2 separate regions of the Homo sapiens genome follow, and region 2 is linked to region 1. Evidence: chromatin loops called from intact Hi-C (ENCODE). Cell type or tissue: MCF 10A. All regions are shown on one strand.

Region 1 (8,000 bases):
AATTTGCCTCTCTTCACCTTCCTTTTTGAAAGCTACCATAGGATACATCTCAGCAAAACAAGGGAGGAAACAAAAAACAAGAACATGAGAGCCAACAAAATGAGGATCCAAAAAATAAGCAATGGAGCTCCAGTCTGACTACTGTACAGGATGCCAGATACCTAGGAAGGAGTCAGTGAGCAAGAGGATGGAGAGCCACAGTGCGAAGGTCTTCCTACAACAATCATGCACACAAGGAATTCTGTCTGGTCAAGTGGATAATTTGCTAATAGGCAAATTGATAAATTTACCAAATTTATTGAAAGATCTGTTGGAACATTCTTAAAAAATTAATGACTCCAAAGAAAACTGGGAAAATAATGGAAAAAAGGCAATTCTTAATTGCTTTTCTTATATGTGGAGAAAATGTAAGCAAGAAGGAATTCAGTCATTCCAAGTTATATTAAATAGTATAAACCCTGACTTTCATTTAAAAAATAACATTATAACTACATTGAGAGGATGCGGTGAAGGAAACTGTGTGTGTGTGTGTGTGTGTATGTGTGTGTGTGTGTACATGTACACGTGCATGTGTGTGTCTGAGGCACGGTGGATTTAATTACTGTAATAAAAATAAACTAATATCTAAAATTGATGATGGAAGAAATAGTAATTATTAGCCAATAATAATAGCCAATTAGCCAATTATTTTAAAATATTGAGATAGATATAAAAATAAACAGCAAAAAGAATTAAAACATTTTTGGGGAGGAGGAGTTTGATGAACAGAAAAAAAGTAGGGGGGTACTATTTATGTTATAAACTTTTAGAAAATACATGGAAATTATGCGCATGATTGCTGTAATATAAAATAAAAAATAAATTTAAAAATAAACATAAACTACTCCCAGGAGTAATATTTTTATCTACTAATATAAATGTAGATCATGTTTATGCTACGCCTGATTTTGAGAAAAAATACGTTTCATGTGCTTAAGAAAATGATGCTGCTTCATATTTTTATTTTTTGTAAATGAAATTTTAAAAGTAGAAGAATTTTGTTGTATCACAATAAAGTGGGTAAAGAATTTGGTACAGGGTTTGAATGTATGCCACCCATCCAGATTATCCATCTGTAATCTGGTTATACATTGTCCAGATTTTAAAGAATTTGCTGAACATATTAGTTGAATTTGTAAATGATCTTAACTAAACATTATGTATTTTAATTTATAACAAACCAGCCCTGAAAGTATCTGTGTGTCTGTGTGTGTGTGTGTGTGTGTGTGTGTGTAAGTGAGCACATATGCACACACCATATATAACGGGGGAGTGAGGAGAGGCTGACTGTGACAAGCCACATAACTTTCCTGTATTCCAAGGACTGCTACTGATGCTTTTGATCACTAGGGCTTATGGATGGACTGTGTTCCACTCCATAGCATTGTTTACTTTGGGGCAATGCATTATCAGAGGAAACTGTTTCTTTGTATTATTACATTTGTGCAGTGGCTCTTCTCTTTCAAGGTTTTACCAATTACACTGACAGCATTTCTGCATCATTTCTATTTTCTTTCTCTTTGTTCTCACTCCAAGTGGTTCATGGCTGGCTTCGGTCAATCCAGCCTATTTCTGACCTGTCATTCAGAGTAGCAGCCACGCGGGAGAGGACCTGCACATCAGTACACAAAGAGCCTAATTTAAATCCTGTCTATCCTGATTCAGGGGTCCACTTTGAATTCACCTCTTAATCATGACACAGAGCACTTCATCTACCTCACAAGATTTCTTCTTAATTCTTTTGTTAAGTGCCTTTAGTTACTTTGTGTTCCTAGTCTTGTTTGTTTGAATACGATTTGACCTTGCAATTATTTTTTTTTTCTTTTAGTGCATCACATGCTACAGCACCAAGAAAATGGCTGCTGAGTGTCTAGTGCTCCGGAAACATTTAGAGGTCAATGCCTCTCTAAAATACAGCACCCATTACATTGACTTGCAAGATAGATGAGCTATGAAAACAAAGTATATTCACAAATGGTCTCTGTGGGGATAGCTTATTTTATGCTATGGGAAAGGAGGGTACTGGAATGTTGAAGATGACTATATAATGGGTACGCAGTTCCCTTTGGAGTTGAGGAGAAATGTGGAATCAGTTAACAGTTCATTAATATGCTTAGAAAATGCCAATATCAGCTTTAATTAAAAACTAGACAACCAGCTTATTTAAAAAAAAAAAAAACAACCTAGTCACAGTAATAGCAAGTTTCTTTGTTTTGCCTACTACAAGCTCCAAGTCCTTGCTGACTGATTGGATAGTAACACTTACCAATATTAACGTAGTTCAATCCAATTTACTAAATAATGGTGTGTCAGTTAATTCTGCCAACTAATACACTTGCTATAAAAATTGGACTACAATTCAGATACTATCTTGGAGGAGTCATAGCCTGGCAAAAGTAATAAAAATATTACTGACATATGTGACATGCAGGACAAGAAACTCTGAGTCCCAGAGGAACATCTTTCTCTACTTGGAGTTAATATGCTTTCAGATGTGTATGAAAAAGTTTTTATTTTGAAATCTTTTAAAATATCTTTTCCATTGCATCTCTTTTCTCCATTTTTTAGTGACTTGGGATTGCAGAATTATTTAGCTTGCTGAGTCAGTGGAAATGGGCATACTAATTCGTTTTTGTAAATGAATTTTCTGCATTCAAGCCTGCTGGGTCAAGGTGCTGGGTCTCCCCTCAGGAGTTTCCTACAATCCATATGCACTGAGCTTCACTCTCTAATCATGAATGTTCCCCTATCCTGTTCTTCCAGAGTTGGCATTGCTCAGAAAAGCACCATTGCTTTATATTTTCTTCTTGAGCATCAGAATTGGCAAGAGTAGCCTCTAATGCAATTGTTAGTCCCTGAGTGCCAATGGGTAAACCTCTCCAAAGCCTTTTAAATTAATCGAGAAGACAAAATGCTAGTAAGTCAATATTCTGAACAAGCAAGGGAAATTTGTATACTAAGCATCCTTCAATCTGCAAAACTGGGTCTAACAAGTAGAACATTAGCAGGAAATGTGGCTTGGTTTGAAGGTAATATTGGATGACATGGTTGGTATGACCAAGTCACAATGAAATATAATCAAAAGAAAGTTGTTGAAAATTGTTTCTCTACTTCACTTTGGTGGAACACCATTGTACAGAGCACATTCAAAATTAAGAACCTTGTGTGTATTTAGCTTAATTAAATATTTAATCAAATGTCATCTACCTATTATTTCCACTCTACAATTTTCCATAACACCTGGAAGAGTTAGCTAATTTTTAACATTTCTGTTGACTTTCTCAAAATTGAACATTATTGTTTTATGCTTCTATCTCTGGTTGTCACAGAATGTCTCCCTCTCTCATCACCTTCAGCTTTGTAGGAAAATCCAACTGGAATTAGTAATCACTCACAGCATTTAAAAACTCGGCTGACCTGAATGAGATGCTCAGGAAATATCCAAGTTGAAAAATAAAATTGCTATGCATTGTTGTGATTTTCACATATTTCCACTTCACTCCTGGCAACTATTTCTCATTCTTAATCAGAAGGAAAATGTGAGCAGATATGTAAGACAGTGGAACAGGGACCAGGCACTAGGTAGAGGCCATTTAATTAAAAAGCGTAAAATAAATAGACTGTAAAATTCAGCTAGTCTTGTACAAAAACAGTCTGCTTGGCAGAACTCAGTGATGATTTAGATTAACATGTAAATTTCTGGAAAAGAGAAATCAGCTATGGGTCTTATTAGCTTTGTTTTTACTTTTAATATTTTTAGGTTCTACATTACAGGTTAAGTAAAATTTTTTAAAAGGAGGAAAGGAAGAAAGAGAGAACAGTAAGAAATAAGTCAGTCATATGAGTGAATTATGGCAGATTGCAATCAAAGAATCTTATTCTGGTTGGCTTGTCTAGTATTAAATAGATAACAGCATATTTTTCCATAATATGTCAAATTGCTTCAATAGTGATTAGGACTACGAAATGTCTGGGCTGTGGCTTCAAAATAGTTTGAGTCAGATTTATAATAACAAAGAAGCAATGTCCTGGAGAGGAATTTTGTTGTTTGCTAGGGGGCACTGTGAGGCTGTCTTTGCCTTGTTTGCTCTTTTGAGTTGTTAGTGGTTGGTCCATTTTAATTATCTGTGTTTCTGTGAAAGATGAAGTATTACATTGTTAATTACGGAGTTTTCAGCTTCATAATGGATTTTGTCTAACTACTTTTGACTCTGCATGTTGCCTGTGCCCTTCACATTCTAGGTTTTCTGGAGGGATTTGGGTAAATTGGAAACAATAGATTATCATGGAAGTGTAATGTAGAAAATAACTAAATCCTGCCTCCACAATGAAGAATATACTTAGTTTTCCCCTAAAATAGCTAGGCCTAAGAACAGCACAACATTTGGAGTTGAGTCTTTGAATCTTGGCATTTCTATATTGTGAAGTATCCCTTCTGTTTGAAGTAAATGAGGGAATTTCTAAAGCAAGGTGCTGTCCTCCCCTATTACCAGCAGGGCCTGGTTCACCTGTGATCACAGTATGATTAAATAATAATTTTAAAAAGCTCTGGGGACAGGACAGTCCCATCAGTCTTGGTTCAGAGGTTTTAATTTTCTAGGGGGAAAAGAAGGTAGTTCTAAAGCCACTGCTGCTTGCACATCAGAACAGCAAAATCAAGTCAATTTCAGCTTCCTCTGATGCCATTTGTACATAGTAGAGTTCTCTTGACTAAATTGCATTTGATATTTTCATGGTCCAGGTAAAGCCACTCAACAGTTAAATTATTTCATCCAAATTCTCAGAAATTAAGAGAACAACTTTCACTGTAAATGTTCCAACAACAAATAGAGAACATTCACAAAGTCAACAGAAAGATGGAGAGCTCCCAGCTTGACTATCTGTAATGATTTCAGACATATATCACCTCATTTCAAGCTATGGAGGGATAAATTAGTAGTCTGCTTGCAGGTTAAAGCAGCAGTTAATAGATTTTGCAAGGGGAAGGGTCATCCAGATGGCGTATATTGCTAAGAATTAGAGCAATCCTTCTCAAACCTTTAACCTTAAACCCACTTCATTTCCAGGTAGCCTAATTCTTAGGGTAGCCACTCAGTGATGACCAATAGACATGTCTACAAGGCGTGGTAGAGGCTGATTCAGATTAAGATTTGAGTGGGTAATTGTTACCAACTCAGTATACCCATTTCTTACTTCTTACTAACATAATCCTAATTTAATTGAATGTGTCAATTGCCCAGCTAAAAGTCTATTTCTTTTTCTTTCTTTCTTTCTTTTTAAACGGAGTTCTGCTCTTGTTACCCAGGCTGGAGTGCAATGGCATCTCGGCTCACTGCAACCTCCGCCTCCTGAGTTCGAGCGATTCTCCTGCCTCAGCCTCCTGAGTAGCTGGGATTACAGGAACCCGCCACTACACCCAGCTAACTGTTGTATTTTTAGTAGAGACAGGGTTTCACCATGCTGGACAGGTTGGTCTCAAACTCCTGACCTCAGGTGATTCACCTGCCTCAGCCTCCCAAAGTGCTGGGATTACAGGCGTGAGCCACTGTGCCCGGCCCTAAAAGTCTGTTTCTACAACTTTCCTTGGATCTAAGTTTTCCCGTGTGAAACAATTCTGACCAATAGATTTAAGAGAAAGTTTTTCATTAATGCTTCCAAGAAATCATCTAAAATGGGCCAAATTTGGATAGATTGTTTCTTAGCTTTTTGTCTTTTCCAGTCTCCCCTATTTCTGGAACATAGAATGACTGATGAAGAATTTTGTGACAGTGAGGTTACAAGCATATGGGTGGGATGGCTAAGCACTGTGATAGAAAGAGTCATGTTCTTGGTGATATCGTAGTCTCATGCCAGCACTACGCTACCTAACCCACTCTAGACTTCTCATCACGTGATAGTAAAACCCTTGCCCCTGCCTTACATGAACCACTGATATTTTATTTTTCCTTTACTGCAGTTGAATTAAATTCTTATCTGATATACACGTTATAGTAAAGATATAAGCAATTGACACAACAAAGAGTAAACAAATTTGTTAAAAGTGTTTAAAATTTTTTTGTTATTTTCTTTTGAAAATTTAAATATTTTATATTTTATACAACTTTTTTATAAAACATATTTTAGGCAAAATTCATGATGATCCAGGAAGTGCTTTGGCCACTGGCTTCTCATAACACATCATGCCACTGTTATCTTCTGTATGGGAAATACAACATTGGAACAAAGTCCAGGAAACATGCCACAACACACATCCTCTGACAATGCTAGGAGTAGGTTGAAACTTTAGTTTTCTCATCTGTAAAGTGTGAACAAAATACTAAGAACTTCTCATTGTAGTGAGAAATAAATAAGATAAAGCTAACTTACCTAACACCATGCCTTACATATAGTAGACACCCAACTCTTTATAAAAAAAAACATATATTTCATATATAAATTTGCATGCCATTATATTGCATATAAAACATTACAAATATAGACTTTATTACAGAAGATAGCATCATATTCCACATTCATATATATGATGTATACTAAAATATTCTTTTTGATATTTATGAACAATAGACTACTTTTTGTCAGGCACTGTCCTGTAAGTAAGTAAATGCAGTGATGAACAAGATGAATCTGGCCTCTGTCTTAAGAAAGTTACAGTCCTTCCTGCTACAGAGAAGATATCCTTGAATGTGTAATATTGTAAGAGTGCTTATCAAAGGATTTGAGTTAAAATGAGAATTGATTCTCATAAATGGAGAAAAATTGGAAAAGGCAATTTGTATAATTATTTTACAAAGGGTCAGTTGCCAATAATTCCAAGATCTATCCCCATTCTTCACCACGTCTATCATAACACAGATAATAGCAGAGATGATAATCTGCCTGTGAATTGTGTCTAAGGTAGGTCTCCAGCATGCCTTGGGGACATCACCACAAGACAGCTGTCCTAAGAAGTGGGCCTCCTGGACATGAAATTATTTATAGTCCAGAAACTCTATGTCGAAAGCACTCATGTCATCTGAACAGTGTGGCCACAGCTTTCAAAAATTTCCCAAGTTTTTCTTAAAAATAAAAATAGGGTCTTACAAAGAGGAGACATGGAATTAATGATTAATATAGTCATCAAATATTTTCCAGCTCTCTGCCTTCCAAGCATATGTAGGGTTGCATTCTCTGGCACTCTTGTGTCTGAAGGTTCTATGTAGTTAGTTTGGGCCAATGAGTTATGCCTGGAAATGATATAGGTCACCTCCAGGCTATGGTATTTAGTAGCTAATATGAGACACTGAAAAGCTCTTTTTTCTCTAGCACTATGGCCTTTGATGTTCAGGAGGAAGGCTTTCTCCATCAGCCGGAATTTCTGAGTGACAGTGATGAACAGAGTGCCCCTGCCTATCCATGAATGGACAAGTAACATAAGCAAGAAAAAAACTTTGTAGATTGAGGCTATGTGGTTTCCATAGTTATTTGTGAATGTAGCATTACTTACATTTATCTTATCTAATAATGGTCATTCGATCCAGAACAACCTTGAATTTCCATTGTTCCCACCCTCCATATTCAAATCTTCCTCAAATTATGATAATACATTTTTAATCTGCCCTCTGCCTAGTCCAGGTGGTCAGCATCTCTTCCCTGGCTCTTTGCTAATCTTCAGATAAAGTCGTCTTTCTTCCCTCTTTTGACTCTCTAAGTTACTTGCCATTTAGCAACAAAAGTGATTTTTTTAAAAAAATAAAACTAATCAGTCGCTCCCACTGTAGTTGGCGTAAAATCAGAATTATTTTAAAAAGTCTAGAAGGTCATTAAGACTCACTCTGTACAACTGTCCCCCTAACTTTACTGTGGTTTTTGATCATTTCATTCATTAAAAACATATTTTTCTTTTTTCTTGACTTAGCGCCATTGCTTAAAATCTTTTACCTTCTTGAATTTTCTTCTCTGCTGTTTAATTGTTAGCCTCTTCT
Region 2 (8,000 bases), 220 kb after region 1:
TCTAATTCCTGAGAAGGAAGGGCCAAAAGAACGGAGAGAAAACAGAAACAGTTATTTGATGGATGTTATACATTTAGGTTCTGTAATTACATGGGAAGTTGATTTATCACGGTGTCCTTGCATCAGTGAAACGTCAGAGGCGAGACACATGTGTGGCCTCATCAGAGGAGAAATTGTTTTTAGGAAGCTCTGGCTTTGCAATCTGGAAACGACAAGAATAACATGAGGTTAACGTTATAACTTTCTGAGAACTTTCAAAGCAATTAATGCATGAAATTAGACATGTAAAGAAGTGGAGAAAGGGAGAAATTCAAGTACGATAAGCAAAACTGGCAACTTGGAGAATCAAAATAATCTGTAAGTGTTTCTGAGACTGTTTTTGCTTAACTCAGAGGCCAAACATTCTTGCTAACTCAGAGGCCAAACATTCTTGCTTTCACTCTACTAATACACAGTAGGCTTTCTCATCTGGCATATGTTCACTCCATGTACCACAGATAAAGATTCTTAAAATGTTTCATGATTTTTCTTGTCCTTCACAAGATGTTAATGCCTGGACTCTCTTGCTTTTAATTATTGTTCATATTAGAAAATTAAAATATTTATCAAGACCTATACAATCAAGTTAAGCCAAGTTGTCTGTGTAAACAAAGCTTTAACAAACAAATCGTCTTTAGACAAAAATATCTTGAAAAATATACAAACAACTTTGAAAGTAAACAAGTAGCCTCAACTAATATTAAAAACCTCCATTTCTTTGCTTGAAAAATACAAATAGAAAACACATACATACACTTATATACACATGCTTATGCACCCATGTGGATACACACAGAGATGTGATAAGTGTTTAGATAGAGCTGAATATCAAAGGCTACAGATTGACCTCTGTCTCCCTCTGCTCCCCTTGCATTATTCTCAGGCTGAATACTGCATTATTTTGATGGCTTATGGACATTTTAATCAGTGTCAGATCATTCAGCCAATGATATAGGCATGGAGGACGTAGTCATAGTGTCTTATTTTCATTAGGAATCTAATGATTTTGAGCGCATGATGTTTCAAATCTCAATGAGAATGATGATAAGCTAAGGGCTACTTCTATGTTTTTTTGCATCAGAATGAAAATGCCCTGGGAAATAACGTAATATCCACCTTTGATGACTTCATTACAGTTGATTCTAAAGCCATAGTTAAGTAATAATGATTGGGTCATATATTATTAGTAGTAGTAGCAGTATTATGATTGTCCCCCTAAAAGCATTTTTCAAAGGCCAGAGAACAATGACTGTCAAGTTAGCCAAAATTCATTCAAGTTGATTTCATTTGAGGATTACCAGCAAAGTAAATTTTGAAACCTTTGCTATTAATTGATAAAACTTAATTCTAATGAGCAAGGAGTAGCACCTAGCCTCAGCTAATTACACAAGGCTTTTTACAGTGGTGTGCTAATGCCAGTTCACAGCAGCTCCCTTGAAAAAGCAATTGCTAAAGTTTTCATAAATTTTGAGAAACAGTTCTTTTAAAATTTAAATTATATAAACTTACAAGCAAATAAGTTATATTAAAACAATAAATTCTCAAAATGTATTGCTTACTAATTCACTACATTTTACTATTGTCTGTGCTTTTGGGGTCATCTCTATCTGCACACATAATTTATGTTTACATCTGAATGGAGGAAATATTATGTAATATGCTGCATAACATCTCCTCCCAGCTCTGTATTCAGTGAAGTCCCATTAGTATGTTGAAGGTGGCCATGGTGGTATTTACATTAAGGAAAGGACAATGGCACCAATCACGGTTTTTTACTTTTTATATTCTTTTGGAGGTCAAGCTATTAAACATTTATCACATCACTTATTTGAGTGTCTCTAATATACATATAGACCCTTCTTCTTTTTAATATTCTTGTCTATTTGGGGCTTTTAACTTGTGGAAGTTAAATTGTTCACTTTGTATTTATTTATCCTTGTTTTCTAACTCTGTCTTTTCTCTAATACCTGACTGCAGTGTTATAGGAGAAATAATGAAGTGTGGGATAATAGAATAGCATGTCTACCCTAGATGAGGCAGTGAGAAGTTTTGCCCGTTCAAGTCATTTTCCACCTCTCTTCTGTTTGCAGTGCCCAGAGGTTGTTGCAAATGAAAGTTATGTTTTCACTGTTGGAAAACTGGTTGACAAAATCACTTCAGGCCCCCGCTGTTTGCAATACACACTCTGACAAATATGCTGGTTAAGAAAAGAATTATTTCCAACTTACTCCCTTTGGCAGGTAAAAACAAAGACGAAAGTTGGCGTCTAACTACATATGTGTTTCTATGTTTTGTTTGTTTGCTTGTTGTGGTAATGTGAAACTAGAAGTTGATTCATTTGCATTTCCTTTAGATCTCAATAGAAGGCATCTGAATAAATTATTTGATAAAATAAATCAAATAATACATAAAATATGGCACTCTGGGCCATGGATACATCCTCTTCCCCTTGTCAAACTTGCAAAACACCTACAACTGTTGTTAGTAGCCAATAAAAAAAAAACTGGCTGATTTTGACAGGAAAAAACAGTTAAAAATGACTGAATTGCTCTCAGAATCACCAGGAGGGTTGGAGGACTCGCCACAGGGATACAAAGCCAGGAAAAGAAATATACCTGAACATACTCCATGTGCACAACCAAATGCTATTTGCTATTGGTTTTTTTGTTGACACCTTGAGCATTAAACACTGGATGTTATGCTTAGTACCACTATCATCATCCTTATTAACCACCACCATGACTAGAACAATCCATTGTGTTCCTTGTTTCTTTTCCCTGTTGGATCCTGGTTACAAATTTGGAAATGTGCATTTAATTGATACAACTTAACAAATGCCCAATTTCAGTCATGAAGGAGGCTAGAAAATGTGGTATTTGGCCTTCTCAGCATCTATAGAGGGATATCTTCATAATATGCGAAGTTACTCCAGCATAGATAAACAGCAGAGATACTGAGTTGTCAAAAAATTTGCAATCGTCCACAGCATTCTCTTAATTCTTCTGCTACATGGAGAAGCTCAGATCATTTCAATCCCATCTTTTTTATACCTGCTGTTTTGTTCCCTGCTATATGGCATATGGTGGAAACCAATTCCAAGAGCCCTGGAGACATTGCACCTGCACGTCCTGCACCTAAGTGATGTTTTTACTCTTGAGAAGAAAGAGCAATGTTCTAGCATGCACAGAACATATGCTAATCAGCTGCACTCTTCAGGCACAAATGAGGATAATGTGTTCATTGTTTAGACACTGGAATTGTTCATTACAAAATGACACAGTGTTTGCCAATTTTGTCTTCATTATAAATGTAAATATTAACTGGCGATATGCAAAAGAATACAAAAAGTCAACAGCAATTAATTGGCTTCTGTAGTAATTAGCAACTGTAAGGCAAACACTTAGGAGCCGTTGTAATTGTCTGCATTAGGAATACACCTCCTGTACAGATCTAATTAGCAATTTAAATAGTTCAGAAATTATATGCCTCTTGCCTTTACACTCCCTGAAGTACTGTTTGTTCATTAATGGGGGAAAAAATTGCTAGTAAATGTCATTTGCATTGTCTTGCGTTAAGGGCTCTACATCAAAGCCTCTGTTACTGCCTCATACTGAATAATTCTAAGCCGTGGCTCATGGACCAATACAGCTGTAATTAGGCAATGACGCCTTTGTAAACATGAGGCACGAAACTGATGGGAGCTTATTTTGCTGTGAGATATTTCCTCCATGATTTATGCTCTAAATAATAGGAACTATAATAGGGCCATAGCTAAAACAAGAGATTGAAACTGAGAAATATTGACTCTTTGTGGGCCATTGAAGTGGTTGTAAAAAGTAATATCTAAAAGACTCTTCAGAAAGCTTTAGTTGGTTATGTGATTTTAGCAATGAAGTTGATCCAGATACTGCTAACTGGAGAGACTGTCTTGGTCAAAATTGTGGTCTAAAGATTATGCTATTGGCTGATGGCAAAGTGGGTTTTTATGAAATTTGTGTTATGTAGTGAGAATTACATATAACACAGGTCCACAATGAAAGTCTAGTATCTAACTCAGGGGTATTAAATTGCAGAGATGCCTCAGTCAAACCTGAGATCTCTGGTTACCAAAATTTTGATTTGTGCCATTCACATGGTTCCAAGTGAATTCACATAGTTCTGTTGTGGAAGTTGTAAAACAGTAAAAAATAAAATGTCTGGTTGAGACCTTGGAATTGCAGAGATTGATTTTAGATTCAATTAAAAACTCTTAAAATTGTTTAATCAATTACTTGGAATAATTAAAACATGAATGATTATTAAAATTTAACTGGGGATAATGAACAGATCTGAAGTTGGTTTCAAAACAGAAGATAGGAATAAGACTGATGATCTTATAAAAAATAAATGCCTTATAAAAGCCACAGTGTGACATGCTTGACAAAAGAAGATAATAAAGTTTTGAGGTATATTAATAGGAATATAGTATACATAAAAAGTTGGATAATAGTCTCATGAATTTGTCATTGGCTAGATTGTACATTGTAATCAAGTCTGGGTGCCATATATTAACAAGGACAGAAACTAATTGAAACATGTCAAAGAAGGTCAAGCAGAACATAGCATCTGAAGACATGTCTCATGTAAAATGGTTGACATTTGTGATGCCATGTGTGAAAAATAACACTTTGATATCTACAGGGCTTCTATATAGAATGGTCATAGAATTTTTCTGCATGGCCTCACAAGATAGACCTGAGATTAATACAGAAATATCATTTGATGATTTTAGCTTAATATATAAAGAAAAATTTAAACAATTAGAGTTGTTAGACAGTAAGAATGAGTTGCCTTTTAGATTGTATTCCCCTCGTCCCCTGCTGTAACTATTTGTTAGTAAAATTTTGCACTGTTACAACCATTACTTACAATGGTCTCCAACTATGATAAAGAAAATGTAGGAGGAATACTCATTGCCACCTATTGGTAAAAACAGAGAACTAAAAAGAATTGATTTTTTTTTTTAATTCTGAAGTCAGAATTTATAAGCAAACAGGTAATATTTAGTGCTTATTTTGATAGCTATAAATTAAAATCTGTGAATGGGAGATGTGTTTATATTGCACAAGTGACATTTGGATAGAAAGGTCCCTACTTTAAAAATGAAATAAATGTAAATATAAAGACAGGATAACTGTTATATTTAAAAGAATATGATCAACTGCAACAAAGACCAAAAATGTTAGTAACATATACATCGATCTTTAAGATATAAAACAGTATAAATGGTTATATCATGTCTGTGTACTGTGTAAGATTTTTCATTGTTTATTTGTAACATCATAAAAGCACAATATTTTTAAGCTAAAATATTTAGGAACCATCAAAAGATTTTATGAGATGAGTAATGATAGCACTAAAATTTAATTTCATATTATATAGTCGTTTTGTGATATATTAAAACAAATTAGTTTTGTGCTTATAATTAAATACAAAATATAAGATTTGCTTGTTGTGATTATTAGATGCGAGTAGAGATGATCTCTGGGAATTTAGCTATGGGACATATTAAATTATGGTATTAATGGACTATTCTATATCAAAAACACAATGGAAATATACAAACCTCTTCATAAATATATCTTTCATTTTTTTCTCTTATCAACAATTTAGCAAGCACTTGCTATGTGACAGGAACTTGCTAGGAATGGATAATATAGCAGGCAGTAGATTAAGGTCTAGATCCTGTCTCTTGAGGCTTGCAGTCTAATAAGGAGGTGAGATAGGTGTGAATATTAAACCTGGACAATAAACATAGAAACTGAATCATTTCAAATAAATGCAAATGTTATTTAAGTAGGGTCATTTAGATAGAGAGTAATAGAGCTGAAAATTTTTGGATTGGGTGGTCTAGGAAAGCCTTTTGTTCAAAGATAGTATTTGACAAAAGTTGTGTTGAGGAGAAGCCAGCTGTTCAAAAAATCTGGGAGAAGACCATCCCATTCAGAGTAACGAACTGATATGTAGGCTTTATGTTGACAATAAGCTCCTGTTCAAACAATTGGGAAGAAAAAGAGAAATATGTATGTGCCCAGAATATGAAGTGGATGGAAGAAGAATTTGGGGAGATAGGCAGTGTAAAGTCTTGTAAAATCTTGTGGGTCAGGCTTAAGAACTTGTGTTTCATTCTAAGGACAATGGGAATTCATTGGTGAATCTTAAACTAGATTAAGAATGAGCCAAATTTGTCACCAACCTGCTTTCATAATAAAGTTATATCAAAATGAAGTTACACATATCTGTTTACATTCATCTATTGTCTATGGCTGCTTTCATCCTAGTTGGGCACAGTTGAGTACTTGCAACAAAGACCAGATGGCCTATACAGCTTAAAGTGTTTAACTATTTGGTCCTTTGCAAAAAAAAGTATGCCCACTTCTGAGCTCAAGAGTGATATCTTTTGTACATTTGGGAGTCATATGGTCTGTGCAGAAGGTCTATAGGGGGATATAAAATGATGTCAGGAGGTTATTAGTAGTCTCTAGGACAGTATTGTATTTTCGACCAGGCTAGAAATAGTGATAACGGGAGAGATGAAGTTATGTGAGAAATGTTAAGGAGATAGGGCTGAAGATACTTTATAATGGTTTGCATACATAGGTAAAAATAGGAGAGAAAACATAAACAACTCCCAGATTTGGGGCTTGAATACCTGCATGGAGGTTGATTTATTATATAAATTATCAATAATTTATAAAACCCTTAGGAATAAGAATTACACTCTATGGGTATGCAAAAAAATGTAGGAAAATAGTTTTTGCATCATAATTAATGATAGACAGAAGGGTAGATAGACACACACATTACACACACATATATATTTATATATATATATATTTGTAGTTAAAAGTATATGATGTTGGAGTTAGATAACACCTGTTAAGCCAAATATTAGCTGAAGGATCTTGCAATAGCTACTTACCATCTCTGAGATGTTTTTAAAAATTAATATACAAAATTAATAATAATAATAATTATAGAGACATAAGATTGTTTTTATAGCTTTATTCTTTATTTTTTAAATAAGATATATATCATAAAATATACTACTTTAACCATTTTAAGTATACAGTTCAGTGGCATTAAATACATCTACATTGTTGTACAATCATCACAACTAGTGAATTCTTATAATTTTATGTAGCCTCAGCCTCCATTTTGAGTATAAGCTTGACTTTTTATCACATCAGAAGCAGGGCTTTGTCACCGTTGACACAAGTCCCAATCTCTGCCTCCTCTAGTTCCTCAGGTGCTTGACCTGGAGATCTACTTTATGAATCTGTCTCCTGGTGACAACCTTCCTCCTTGTATCAAGCAGCTAGATGCAATCTAGTTGACTTGCTCTGCTGACCCCAGCACTCCACGTGGACGGCATAGATTTACAGCAGTGACCACCTTTCAGTCACTGTGTGACTATAGGAAACTCGTGCCTACTTTTTGTAAACCCACCGATTCCAACTGCCTGCAGAAAACCTGCTTGGGTAACTTTATTGGGACCCCAATAAAGACTTTGGCAAACAGGTCTCTCTCTCTCTGCCTCCCTCCCTCCCTCCCTCCCTCCCTCTCTCTCTCTCTCTCTGTCTCTCTCCGCCTCTCCCTCTCTCTCTCCCTCTCTCTCTCTCTCCCTCTTTCTCTCTCCCTCTCCCCACCCACTGATCACATATGCAAGTCCCAGATGCTTTCCCCCTTCCCATTGGCCCTGTGAGGCATGTTGCTCTCTTACCTCTGGGATCTGTAAGTGATACTCTGCTTCTGTTATCCCAAATGTTTTGTTTTGTTTTGTTTCATTTTATTTTGTTTGTTTTGTTGTCTCCGATGATACCCAAACCTAACTTCTGTTCTGATCAGCGTTCTCCTATACAGTGGCTGTCTTGGTAGGAATAAACTGGGCATAGGTCACACAAGAGCCACAAGGGTATCTG

The links. Peaks named below come from ENCODE experiments on the same cell type or tissue, not always from the same donor. Only the 100,000 strongest peaks of a DNase experiment are listed, where the experiment ranks them.
Region 2: a loop joins it to region 1, with 15 times the contacts of the local background. A loop is called at or near these places in 3 of 110 quality-filtered maps.

What each region holds. Positions count from the first base shown.
Region 1 is chr9:80,281,437-80,289,436 of GRCh38, forward strand. No RefSeq gene overlaps it. Among named protein-coding and RNA genes, the nearest start is that of LINC01507, 460 kb to the left of the region's middle. In MCF 10A, no CTCF peak of the experiment used is centred here; a DNase peak (open chromatin) is centred at 4,085.
Region 2 is chr9:80,504,604-80,512,603 of GRCh38, forward strand. No RefSeq gene overlaps it. Among named protein-coding and RNA genes, the nearest start is that of LINC01507, 680 kb to the left of the region's middle. In MCF 10A, a CTCF peak has its summit at 4,961 (motif pointing left); no DNase peak of the experiment used is centred here.